Linked DNA regions of Homo sapiens: region 1 is linked to region 2. Evidence: chromatin contacts called from ENCODE Hi-C or POLR2A ChIA-PET data. All regions are on one chromosome and are shown on one strand. The core of a region is the stretch at or near the end of the contact, and the rest is flanking DNA. Distances in the headings are between cores, read along the strand shown.

Region 1 (6,603 bases), core at 3,476-5,975, 410 kb before region 2:
CTCCCAAAGCGCCAGAATTTCAGGCATGAGCCACTGCGCCCAGCCAAAATTTACTTTGATGAAAAGAAGCAACATCAAAGTCATTATAATTAGCAACCACTCAAGATTTCTGTAGTTGAATTCTCACCACTTTTGGCAATTCAGAATAGAAGTCTGTCTTGCAAGGCTGTTGCTCTTCTGCCTCTATCATTTTAGCAGGAAAAAAATGATTCTTCTCCACTCTTATTCTTAGTATGAGCAATATGATGTATTTCAGTCAGTAAATTGTATGGTACTGAATTTCCTTCAGATTGCTTTACTTCCACACATTTTGGTAAGATTAGCTGTATGTGTAGATCTGGGTTCAGCTTCACCTATTTTAACAAATGTTAATATTTTCAGATGTAAAAGCAAAGAAACAGGATTTTGTTAATTTTTTCTTTAAAAGGCAAAAGCTCCTCTAAAACTAACTTAAGTGTGTCTAAGGTGGGAAAACGATTAGTAAACAACATAAACTGGAAACAGGAAAAGACCTCAAGCTTATAAGAGGTGTACTAAAACCTGACATTTAGTAGAGTATATTCCTTAACTATTGGCACCTTCTATACAACGACTTCAAAAATTCAAAATTTTATAAGGCCTACTTTGGATAAAATATATATATATATATATATATATATATATAATTTTTTTGAGACAGTCTCCCTCTGTCACCCAGGCTGGAGTACACTGGCATGGTCTCAGCTCACTGCAGCCTCTATCTCCTGGGTTCAAGTGATTCTCCTGCCTCAGCTTCCCAAGTAGCTGGGATTACAGGTACATGCCACCACACCTGGCCAATTTTTGTATTTTTAATAGAGACAGGGTCTCACCATGTTGGCCAGGCTGGTCTCGAACTCCTGACCTCAAGTGATCCACCCGCCTCAGCCTCCCAAAGTGCTAGGATTACAGGCATGAGCCACCATGCCCGGCCAAAAATAAAATTTTAAATTTTGAATTGTTTAAAATATATAAAAGAAGAACAGAGGTGCTGGCATTAGATGGACCTAGGTTTGTCCTTTTACCAGCTCTACAGGTTAGAAGCTGTGTGGCCTTAGTCACTCACCTTCATGGCTTCAGTTTCTTTATTTACAAAAATGGGATTAAAAATGCAAAGTAGCAGTGACGATTAATAAAGTATTTTAAATTCCCCTCATCTATGTTCCCACATGAGCCAGTCACTGCCTTTAACTCAGCATTTAATCACACTGATATCTCAATCACTGATATACTTGTCTTTCTCTCTCACCAGACTGTAAGTTCCTTGAGGACAGGTCCTTTGAATTATTCCACCACTCTAACACTTAGCACAGTGCCTAGCACACTGTAGGTGATAAATCAATCATAATTTCCCTTCACTTCTGAAAGTGGTTTATAAGTGAAGATAAAATTCCAAGTGAAATTTAGTGATTTTCAAACTAGCCACCTTGACTCTCTGGGTTCTCACGTATTAATGAGGATGATGTTTAAGAATAACAGTTTCCATGTATTTGGAACCTAACAGGTATGTGACAAGCGCTTTTAATAATGTTATCTTTAATCCTTGAAATAACTTTGTGAAATATTACTGTATTGAAAATCAATAAATTGATACTGAGTGGGGTTAAATAAGTTACCAAGATATTAAAATGTACAATAAAGAAAGTAGTTTGTATAGGACTAAACATAGCCATAGAAATCCATAGAAAGGCCTACTTAGTATGAGATAAACATGGCATTTCAAAGTAATGCCATAGTAAGTGCTTAATAAATAGTAAAAAATGAAAAAGATGGACTATTTAATCAATGGCATTTAATATCTCTACCGAAAAACATAAATGATTTAATTAAAATGGAAAAACATACCTTTTTTTTTTTTTCTTTTGAGACAGGATCTTACTTTGTTGCCCAGGCTGGAGTGCAGTGTCACGATCACAGCTTGCTGCAGTCTCAAGCTTCCAGACTCAAGCGATCCTCCCACTTCAGCCTCCTAAGCAGCAGAGATCACAGGCATGCACCACAATGCCCATCTAATTTTATATAAAATTTTTTTTGTAGAGACGGGGTCTCACCATGTTGCCCAGGCTGGTCTCAAACTCCTGGGCTCAAGTGATCCACCAGCCTGAGCTGGGATTACAGGAGCGAGCCACTGCGCCCGGCCAGATTTTCAATTTTACTCCAGGATCCTGACCTTAATTTGTGCCCCATTCAAACCATCCTCCAGACTGACCTTTAACTAGCTGTGAGTAAATTTACTGACCCACTGGCTACAATGTTAACCTATGGAAATTAAAAAGCAACTAAGCAATCATAATCTTTACACATTAAAAAAAATTGTTGTTCCTTGCCTAAAACATGGATACCAACAACAGCATGCCATGACAAATTTAACTTTTCTGGACTGGTTTTGCTCTGGGACGGAAGGCAACAAACACTGGGATAAGATCCACGTTAGTAATACTTCATCAATATTAGAGCAGGGCCAGAAGCAAGTATCCTGTCTCCCAGGGAACTTTTTTCATGCTCCCACCTACTCCCCCAAAAGGGAACTCAGAATAAAAAAAAATTTGTTACTGTTTATTATGCACTTACCATGAGCCAGGCACTGTGGTGTCTTAGATAGTTATTTTGTTTAAATCCTCACAACAACCCCTGAGATATTATTATCCCCATTTTATATAAGAATAAACTGAGATTTAAACAATGGCCCCTCCTCCCCCGGCCTAAATCATAAGGCATCGAAATCAGAAATTTTACTCCATTCTCTTTCTTCTTTAATTACTTTTCTTGATCTGGTCTTTGCAAAACAAGTAGTATTTTTGACATAACACCTACATTTTAGGAACCTGTCATTAAATAAATTTGTTTCTATGGTGCTACGTATTTTTCAAAGTCCTTCAACTTTTTTTTTTTTTCTATTTGCCCCTCAATCAACCCTGAGATACCTCACGAAGCAGTACTTAATCTCATTTTAGAGGTGAGGATCCACTGACCCAGCAGGCATAGGTGAGCCCTTCTTCTAATCCCTTCAGAAGCAATTCTCAAACTGCTCAAATGTTCCATCAGATCTGAATGCCTTACACTAAACTGACAACTCTGTCACCAACTTTACAGAGAAAACAGAAGCCATCAGGTGCAAATTCCTTCTTTTTCTCTCTGCCCTACCTCACACCTGAGCTTATGATTATCCATAATCTTTTTTTTACCCCATCAGGAGTCACAGATAAAGGATTCATTCTCCTATCCCCACAACTAATACGTGCCCAGGATCCCATTTCTATCTATTCCAAGTTACTCTACCAGTGAGTTGTCTTCTCATTTTTCTGTTCCTTCAACCTCTCCCTCTCCACTAGCTGGTTTCCCTCACAGGACCAACACGCATGTGCAGTATTTGCTTCCACCTGAAAACAAAACAAAAGACTCTTTTATCCCACAATATTCTTTAGCCACTGCCCTGACCCTTTTTTCCTTCTGAGTTAAGCTCCTCGAAAGTATAATAATTTAGACTGGATACCTCCTTTAACTCACCTCCTATTCACTGAAACATGGATTCTGCCCTTATTGCTCCACAGAAACTGCTCTCCCTAAGGCCATTAATGAGCTTTTAAACACCAAATCTAAATGTCACTTTTCAATTACCGAATCTTTATCCTGATCCAAACCTTTTCTTTCTTATTTCATTTTGTTCCACAAGAAAACATTGGAAAATACGAAACTTTTTCTTGACTCCAGTATCCAAATCTGCTGGACTCCAAAACTCACACTCTTAACCATTATGCAGTACCACCTGTAGTTAACCATAAAGTTATCTGATTTCCTTTTCTATTTCAGCCAGTCAGTCACCAAATCCCAGTGAACAAATGATAAATTTCCTAAATGTCTCTGGAAGTGGTTTCCTATGGATGACTCCCAGACACCCAATTTAGAAACTTTATGATTATTCTGAAGTCTAACCTGGATTTACTCCTTAAAAACAAAGCTCAGAACATATCACAGGGAACAATCACCTCTCTTCAGTGACTCCCCTTTCTGGGGACATATTCAACACTACTTTAAAATCCACAGAATTCTCCAAGGCGGTGTGATGAGAAAGAGAGGCTGAGTGGTTTATTCACCGTCAGTCTAACATAGGGCTGGGAATACAAGGGAATCAACAGTCTACTATCTGTGGGGAAACGTCTTCTTGTTAGGTGTCTATAAATTATTTGTAAAGGTCGGTTTCTTCAGTTTGCACCCTGGCCTTAGTGACTTGTTTTCAAGTTTTAAATGGGGTTCTCTTTTGCAACTGTGAGAGCATTAAATAAATCAGCAACTATTAGCACCCAAGGAAGCTAACTAATCCTTGCCTACTGAAGGTCCGTGGTGCCGACCCTTCTTGGCTCCTACCAGACCCTTCCTTGGCGGTCCAAGGAAGCCAAGTCGTCAGTCCCCACAGACTCACCTCTTAGAGATTTCTCAACTACAAGGACTTAGGCAAGGTTTCCCTTTTGACTGGAAGGCTTGTAGAAACGTGACAACCCGCCTTCCCTAACACTCATGTCACAGCGGTAGCGGACCGTATTCTGGGACAAATGGAACTCACGACATTCCAAAGAAAGGTCAGCCGCAAGCGAACTTAGCACTGGCTACACCCTCCTCAATTCTGGTTGGCGAGATGCGCTCTTCCCGGAAGTGACGCACAAGTGCCGGCGGAAGGGGAAGTCCAGGAGCATGGGTGGTTTTTTTCCCCCTACCGAGGTCCGTGAGGTGTGTGCTAACCAAGGGGCGGCTCACAACCGTGACAGACTGCCATTCCTGAGTCTCTTCTGGCCATGGGCCCCCGGAGCCGTGAGCGTCGGGCAGGCGCGGTACAGAACACCAACGACAGCAGCGCCCTCAGCAAGCGTTCCCTGGCCGCGCGCGGGTACGTGCAGGACCCCTTTGCCGCGTTGCTGGTTCCGGGCGCGGCGCGCCGCGCACCGCTCATTCACCGAGGCTACTACGTCCGCGCACGCGCCGTGAGGCACTGCGTGCGCGCTTTTTTGGAGCAGATTGGCGCGCCCCAGGCCGCGCTTCGCGCGCAGATCTTGTCTCTCGGCGCTGGCTTCGACTCGCTCTATTTTCGCTTAAAAACCGCGGGCCGCCTGGCCCGGGCTGCAGTCTGGGAGGTGGATTTTCCGGACGTGGCGCGGCGCAAAGCAGAAAGGATTGGAGAGACGCCAGAGCTGTGCGCGTTAACCGGGCCTTTCGAGAGGGGGGAGCCCGCGTCCGCGCTGTGCTTTGAGAGCGCAGACTACTGCATCCTGGGTCTGGACTTGCGGCAGCTCCAGCGAGTGGAGGAGGCCCTGGGCGCCGCGGGGCTCGACGCAGCCTCACCCACTCTGCTCCTGGCCGAGGCGGTGCTGACCTACCTCGAGCCGGAGAGTGCCGCGGCCCTCATCGCCTGGGCAGCCCAGCGTTTTCCTAATGCCCTTTTCGTGGTCTATGAGCAGATGAGGCCTCAAGACGCCTTTGGCCAGTTCATGCTGCAACATTTTCGGCAGCTAAACTCCCCCCTGCATGGCCTGGAGCGTTTTCCTGACGTGGAGGCGCAGCGGCGCCGCTTCCTTCAAGCTGGCTGGACCGCCTGCGGTGCCGTGGACATGAATGAATTCTATCACTGCTTTCTTCCCGCAGAAGAACGCCGGCGGGTGGAAAATATTGAACCCTTTGACGAATTTGAGGAGTGGCATCTGAAGTGCGCCCATTATTTCATTCTGGCAGCTTCTAGGGGAGACACCCTCTCCCACACCCTAGTGTTTCCATCCTCAGAGGCATTTCCTCGCGTAAATCCTGCTTCGCCTTCAGGGGTATTCCCTGCCAGCGTAGTCAGTAGCGAGGGCCAGGTCCCAAACCTGAAGAGATATGGCCACGCCTCTGTCTTCTTGAGCCCAGACGTTATTCTCAGTGCAGGAGGATTTGGAGAGCAGGAGGGGCGGCACTGCCGAGTGAGCCAGTTTCACTTGCTCTCAAGAGATTGTGACTCTGAATGGAAAGGCAGCCAAATAGGCAGTTGTGGGACTGGAGTTCAGTGGGATGGACGCCTTTATCACACCATGACAAGACTCTCAGAGAGTCGGGTTCTGGTTCTGGGAGGGAGACTGTCCCCAGTAAGTCCAGCCTTGGGGGTTCTCCAGCTTCATTTTTTTAAGAGTGAGGATAATAACACTGAGGACCTGAAAGTGACAATAACAAAGGCTGGCCGAAAGGATGATTCCACTTTGTGTTGTTGGCGGCATTCAACAACAGAAGTGTCCTGTCAGAATCAGGAATATTTGTTTGTGTATGGGGGTCGAAGCGTGGTGGAACCTGTACTAAGTGACTGGCATTTCCTCCATGTAGGGACAATGGCTTGGGTCAGGATCCCAGTGGAGGGAGAAGTACCTGAAGCCCGGCATTCTCACAGTGCCTGCACTTGGCAAGGGGGAGCCCTTATTGCTGGAGGTCTCGGGGCTTCTGAGGAGCCATTGAACTCTGTGCTCTTTCTGAGACCAATCTCTTGTGGATTCCTCTGGGAGTCAGTAGACATCCAGCCTCCCATTACCCCAAGGTACTCCCACACAGCTCATGTGCTCAATGGAAAGCTGT
Region 2 (6,542 bases), core at 2,301-4,800:
TTATGGGAAGAAGGTTACAAAGTGGTACCTAAAGATAGGCAGAAGAGGACATAAATGGAAGGAAAGGAAAAGAAGAAAGAGATTCTTCAATATGTTATTTATTTCATGCTAGGAGAAAAGAAGCTGTGTTAAAAGGGGCTTTATGTCCTGTGTGGGGACTTTTTAATGTCTGAACTTTGGACATTGTATCTTTGAATATGCTGTAAGACTGATCCTAGAGTCTGTCTGATTCCTTTAGACTTATCCAGGGACACATCCTTAGACTTGAGTTATTCCTCTCTCTTATTTTCCCAAGTCTTACTGTATTCGTTATCTCTTGCTGCATGACCAATTATCCCAAAAATTAATGCTTAAAGCAATAGTAAATATTTACTATATCACATAGTTTCTGTGATATAGTAACACATTTTAGAAGTGGCTTAGCTGGGTAGTTCTGGCTTGGAGTGTCTCACAAGGTGGTGGTTAAGAAGCCAGCTGGGCTTTCAGTCATCTGAAGGCTTGACTGGGGCTGGAGGATTCATTTCTAAGAATGGCTCACTAACATAGACGGCAAACTGGTGCTGATTATTGATGTGATGCTTCAGTTCCTTGCCAGGGGAACACTGCATGGAACTGCTAGAGTATCTTCAGGAGAAGACAACTGGCTTCTCCCTAAATAAGTGATCCAAGAACACATAAGGCAGAAGCTACAATGTCTGTTATAACCTGGCCTTGATATTCCCACACCATAATTTCTGGAAAATCCTATTGGTTACACAGGTCAGTCCAATTCAGTATGGAAAGGAATAAATAAGAATGAGAGTAAGTGAGGTAGGGATCATTGGGGGCCATCTGGAAGTCTGGCTACCACATTTATGTATTAGAGACAGAGTCTTGCGTTGTCACCCAGGCTGGAGTGCAGTGATGCAATCATAGCTCACTGCAGCCTCGACCTCCTGGGCTCAAGCAATCCTCCCACCTCAGCCTCCTGGGTAGCTGGGACTACAGGGGCCAGCTAATTAAAAATATATATTTTTTGTAGAGACAGAGTCTCACTATGTTGCTAGGGCTGGTCTCCAACTCCAGGGCTCAACAGATCCTCCTGCCTTGGCCTCCCAAAGTGCTGGGATTACAAGTGTGAGCCACTATGCTCAGTTTATTTCTTAAAAGAGATACATGCATATATATTTGAGTTTTATATATATACTTGAGATCTATCTATATCTATAACTCAAAGGGGATTCCTAAACTCCAGTACCAGCTCTTGAATAACATATTACATTGACATTTAGCCTGACTGAAAGAGTATCTCTGGGGACAGCTCAATAATTCTAAAATGGAAAAGACTGGAGAAAAGGGGAGGCTTTTATTGCTAAGCCTAATTTCAATGAATCTGGACATTTTTTCCCTAGAAACTTTTTTTTTTTCTTTTTTAAAGACAGGGTATCTCTGTTGCCCAGACTGGAGTGCAGTGATGCGATAATAGCTCACTGCAGCCTTGACATCCAGGGCTCAAGCAATCCTCCTGCCTCAGCCTCCCAAGTGGCTGGGACTACAGGTGCATGCCACCACACCTGGCTAATTTTTGTATTTTTAGTAGAGACAGGGCTGGCTAACTAAAAATTTTTTGTGTGTAGAGACAAGGTCTTGTTATGTTGCCCAGGCTGGTCTTGAACTCCTGGGCTCAACCGATCCTCCTGCCTCAGCCTCCCGAATAGCTGAGACTACAGGGGCATGCCACCATGCCCGGCTAATTAAAAAAAATTTTAAATCCATGCTTCCGTGATCATTTTGTGTGTGTGTGTGTGTGTGTGCAGAAGGAGTCTCCTTATGTCTCCTTACATTGCCCAGTTTGGTCTTGAACTCCTGGACTGAAGTGATCCTCCCACATCAGCCTCTCAAAGTGCTGGGATTGCAGGCATTAGCCACTGTGCCTGGCCCCTATAAACTTCTTTAATTTTAAAGAAAAATATTTACAGAAACCCTAATGTTTTCTTATTCAAATTATGTGATTGGTCAATACTCTGAAATGAATGAAGTACTCTATTAGACATAGTAATAGAAAAAGTAACGTGTGGTTTTAATCAGTAGAAATAAAAAACAATTTGGCAACATCTTTATGTTTGCATAGAACAAGATGAGCTGCATCATCACTTGCCTTTAATGTACATTTTGTCCTGCTTTCAATCCAAGGATCTGGACATGACAGAGAGTAGAGATGCCTGCTGTTTTTAAAAAGAATGGCAAGAGGCTGTGGCACTTCCTGAGCAAGAAGAAACAGATTCTATAGGAACAGTTCCAAGATTGAATATAGGATTAGTCATTTACCTTTCTATATTCTTAATCAGCTTTAATGACAATGTCACTTGAGTGAAGAAAAGGATTTAAAGTAAAAATGAAGTTCATAATTCATTACATTCTTTCCATTCATGGCAGAACCCTGGGGATCATTGTGATTCTTAAGTAGAAAGGACATTAGATGTGGGGCGTATGAGAGACCTGAGTTTTGGTTTTGCCACTGATTAGTTTATAGCCTTAGGAAAGCTGTTTAGCGTTTTTCATGTGTTTTCTCTACTGTACACTGGTGGGCAAAGATGGGAGAGGTGCTTAATCTTAAGGTTTTCCTTCGCCAAAGCGACTGACACAACACTAAATAGAAACGCATCCTGCACAGCGTCCTTGCTCCGCCCTCCTCGCTTTTCTTTGAAAGTCTTTGAGCACCTCCCGCATACACTTGCTCAGCATCGCATACTGGTGTGCACCGGGGCTGGCCATTGAGTCTTTAGCTGGTGGTGTTTCACAAAGGGAATGAAATCTTGTTCTTGGGTTGTGAAACCGTAAGGACACTCCGGTCTCCAAGTTGACATTCGTTTATGGAAGTGCCCATCTCCTTTCCTCGTCACACCTAAGGCCCTTCCCCAGTCCCCCAAAGATGATTAGCTTCACGTTAGGCGGTTCTGGGGACGGCGCCAATTTGCGGGATGCTGTCAGCGCTGATGCTGAGGAAGAGGATGGATCCTTAAGGCTTGCAGGGCCTCACGATTTGGGCCCTTCATCGCGACTGCCTCAGTGTGTAATTTCGTATCGTGACAAAGCATTTCCGATTTTATTCCGAAAAGCCCAACCATGGGGTCCCAACCATCCCTCTATAACCAATTTAACTGTCACGCTAGGAGAACACCTATGTGCGCAAACTACTTGTCTCGGAAGCCCTACTTCTCTCCTCGGGACAGGCGGGGAGTTGCGGCTATGGCTGGAACTACGAGGCCCAGAATTCCTAGGCGCATGCGCGCTGCCATTGTGATGCTCCTTTCCCGGTAACTCGCCCTCTCAGGCAAACCTGAAGATAGCGGCAATTCTCCGGTGGGGGGCGGAGACGGTTTCTGCCCGACTCTCCGCCCCCTTCGTGATAGGCAATGGGACTAGCCAACCGACGCTGCGAGTTCGGAACGCACTCTCCAATCAGCACCTGTAGCGGAGAGGTGGGCGTGCGCGCTGGCAGGGCAGGTGGGCTAGGCTGTGTCGGGTTACGAGGGGGGAGAATAACGTCGGGTCGGGTCAGCGGGCTCTGCAGTAGTCGCCGCAGCGGCGATGGGAGCGGTGGGGACGAGGCGGCGGCGGCGGCAGGAGGGGGAGCAGGTGCTGGCACAAGAGCAGCGGCTTGGGGGAGCCGGCAGCAGCAGTAACAGCAGCAGCAGCCGCCGCCGCCGCCGCCAGTAAACGCGGACGGTACCCCAGGGGACTACCCAGCCGGCCGGCCCTGGAAGCCGCGCTCGGGTCCCGCCGCAGTCGGCGGTGGGGGATGGGCAGGCAGTGGCGGTCCCGCCTGCCGAGGGTTAACCCCCGCCGGTCCCGGTCCTGAGCTGGACCAGAGCCCTCCTCCAGAAACCCCTGCGTCCGCCACGGCCCAGGTAGGACACACCCCCCGACCCCCCAGGGCGCCGCCCTCCCCCAGTCTCGACCCCCTCCTCCGGCCGCACCCCTCGCCGAGTGACCGAGCCTGCTGAGGAGGGGAGGGGTACCGGGGACTTTCAGTTCGCTGCAAGCCCGGGGCTCGTGCCAGACCCCGTCACTCTCCATCTCGGAGATCGTTCTGGTTCTGCCCGATTTCCCCGAAGGCTGCCGCCTCGTTTTGCCCCAGGCTTTGGGTGTCTTCACTGAACTTGGAGGGTCACGAAGCTTCGTTCTGCGTCTCTCTCTGTGGGTGACCCACATATCACTTGTACCCATGCCACTTCTGGTACCAGCACCGAACACGAAGGATTCCTAGGAAATCTGAGCGCTTATTTCCCACCCCGCCTCCCCAACTATCATGGAAAGGAACATGGGACTACTGAATCTGTTTGCTGTGTTGTAACGACAGTGAAGGCCGCGACTTTCTTGTACTTAGGGTGCTGAAGTAATGATCTGAGGGATTTGCTCGTCATTTGCTGTGGCAGAGATGATGTTGACACCCTGGGATGCTGTGGGAGGGACAAAAGACTCACGTATATGTTCTGTCAAATCGGAGAAGTAAATAATCCATTGGGATGCCAGGATACTTTATTCTACAGCGAAGTTAATTTTGTATCCGTCGAGGCTACAGTAGAGGTAAAAATGACATTGAGTTGTACTTTGCTTTGAATTAAAGTTGATGGGTAGCAGCAATCCTGGTATTAACTCTTCTCTCTCATCGCTTTAGAAATTATTCTTTCTTTGAACATTAAAGAGGACAGTTTTATTATACACTTCTAATAATGTGAAGATGTTTTGTAATTCAGTAGAAATTGAGTTTCTGTGTGTGTAGGAGGGTCATGTTATGAATGGGCACATGTAGACACACACGCAGAGGGAGGATCCACTCAGTGTGTTTTGTTAACAATGTTTGGTTCTGAGCCATTGATAATAGTTGCATTGGTATCTAAACCCTGATTTGCCACAGTATAACACAAAGATGTGTTGGCTGTGTACCTTTGGCTAAATGGAATAGAATAAAGTTCATTTGGGGATAGAAGGGGGAAATGATTTTAACTTATCAAGGGAATTGAATGCTATGTATTGCTTGCTTTATTTCCTTTTTTTTTTTAAATAAAGAAGCAGTAATGATGACAAATATAGCTTAATATGATTAATCTTGAGGCATTTGTCTGAAGTCAAAAAATGTTTCAAATAATGTGTGTGTTATATTGTGATCTATGCAAATTGAAAACATTGAAGGAAATCTTTGATTTAGAAGCTTATGTTTTCCTGTATGATAACATTTTATCAAGACACCGAAGGGGACATATGAAGCATGGTTTTAAAGGAAAGTTTCTCTTAACATTTTTCTTTTATGATAGAATGTTAGGAAATGCTTTCTTCCCTCTTCCAGTTTTAGACACAGAAGAAATTAAAGTCCATAACTTCATTAATTTAATATATAATATCAAGTTGATGCAAATTTGTACATTGGTTAGGGGGCTGAGAATAATATATCTTGCTCATTATCTTGTACTATGGTTAATACATAATTTAGTAAATTCTCTATTGCATTATATATGACTTTAGATTGTTGTATCTTCTTTTGATTTTAAGTGTTGATTATTTTAATACTTCAGGAAATCTTCAAGAGGTTAGACCTCATTTGCTTTAGCAAATTGAACTCAATTATGTGGGGCTTCAAGTATCTTTAAATGTAATACTAGAAGGGAAGTTTGCATAATTTAGACCATTTTCGAGCGTATTTTACTTCTAAAAAGTGCACTAAAAATGTGGCAATGATAAGTTATTGGTTTTTCAAAGTAAATGAATATTACAGATCCGAGTTAGCTGTGATCATGGAATTTAAATTTCACTTTGGTGGGGGGCAGCCACTTTTTTATATGCTTTATAACTTTAAAAAGTAACATATCCAGATGACTGCTTGATTGCAACTCATGAGAGACTCTGAGCCAGAACCACCTACCTAAGACACTTTCAGATTCGAATCCTGAGAAACTGTGTGAGATAATAAATGTTTGCTGCTTTAAAAAAAAAAACCTCATGCCTGTAATCCCAGCACTTTGGGAGGCCAAGGCAGGAGGATCGCTTGAGCCCAGGAGTTTGAGACCAGCCTAAGTAACACAGGGAGATCCTGTCTCTACAAAAAACAAACAAAAATTTAGCCGGGCATGGTGGCTCACACCTGTGGTTCCAGCTACTAGGGAGACTGAGGGGGTGGATCGGAGGTTGAGGCTGCTGTGATCTGTGATCGCTCCACTGCACTCCAGGCTGGGTGACAGAGCAAGACCCCATCTCTTGAAATAAATAAATAAATAAATAAATACAAATCTATGACAAGGGAAAGTGTTTAGGATCATTATTGATCTAGTAAGGACTGTGTTGATCAGTAAAATAAAAAGTCTTTGAGAATTATGGAAAATATAGCTATAGCTTACTTCTTTCCACACTTAAAAAAAAATCCTATAGGAAATATTCTTTTACAAATATATAGCAAACAGTGTTTTCAATTTGAGGGTATGCTACTCAAAATTACTCTAGTCATGTATTCATTTTTTGTTCTTATTGAGGTTTTTGAGAGACACTCAAAATGTAGCTGGAGCTAT

Evidence for each region. A loop is a pair of places that touch in the nucleus more often than their neighbours do. ChIA-PET counts read pairs that join two places held with the same protein, here RNA polymerase II (POLR2A). Pooled maps may share reads with other maps.
Region 1: a map of naive thymus-derived CD4-positive, alpha-beta T cell shows a loop between it and region 2 (17-fold over the local background). The contact joins the promoter of LCMT2 here to the promoter of TTBK2 in region 2. A Hi-C loop is called at or near these places in 1 of 168 maps with a recorded cell type or tissue (naive thymus-derived CD4-positive, alpha-beta T cell), 1 of 37 single-sample maps with no recorded cell type and 13 of 50 pooled maps. POLR2A ChIA-PET finds 5 or more read pairs at or near these places in 2 of 52 experiments (K562 and activated naive CD4-positive, alpha-beta T cell).

The regions. Positions count from the first base shown.
Region 1 is chr15:43,328,695-43,335,297 of GRCh38, reverse strand. LCMT2 (leucine carboxyl methyltransferase 2) reads left to right here and starts at 4,725. Exons shown (of 1, transcript NM_014793.5): 1 at 4,725-6,603. The coding sequence starts at 4,809. It overlaps MAPDA (N6-Methyl-AMP deaminase), which reads right to left and starts at 4,626. Exons shown (of 13, transcript NM_001324366.2): 1 at 4,439-4,626; 2 at 3,298-3,398; 3 at 1,864-1,987; 4 at 128-353. The coding sequence starts at 190. RefSeq lists enhancers at 4,585-4,634, 3,867-4,817.
Region 2 is chr15:42,917,786-42,924,327 of GRCh38, reverse strand. TTBK2 (tau tubulin kinase 2) reads left to right here and starts at 3,550. Exons shown (of 15, transcript NM_173500.4): 1 at 3,550-3,890. RefSeq lists enhancers at 2,929-3,028, 3,231-3,731, 3,732-4,232 and a silencer at 3,549-3,958.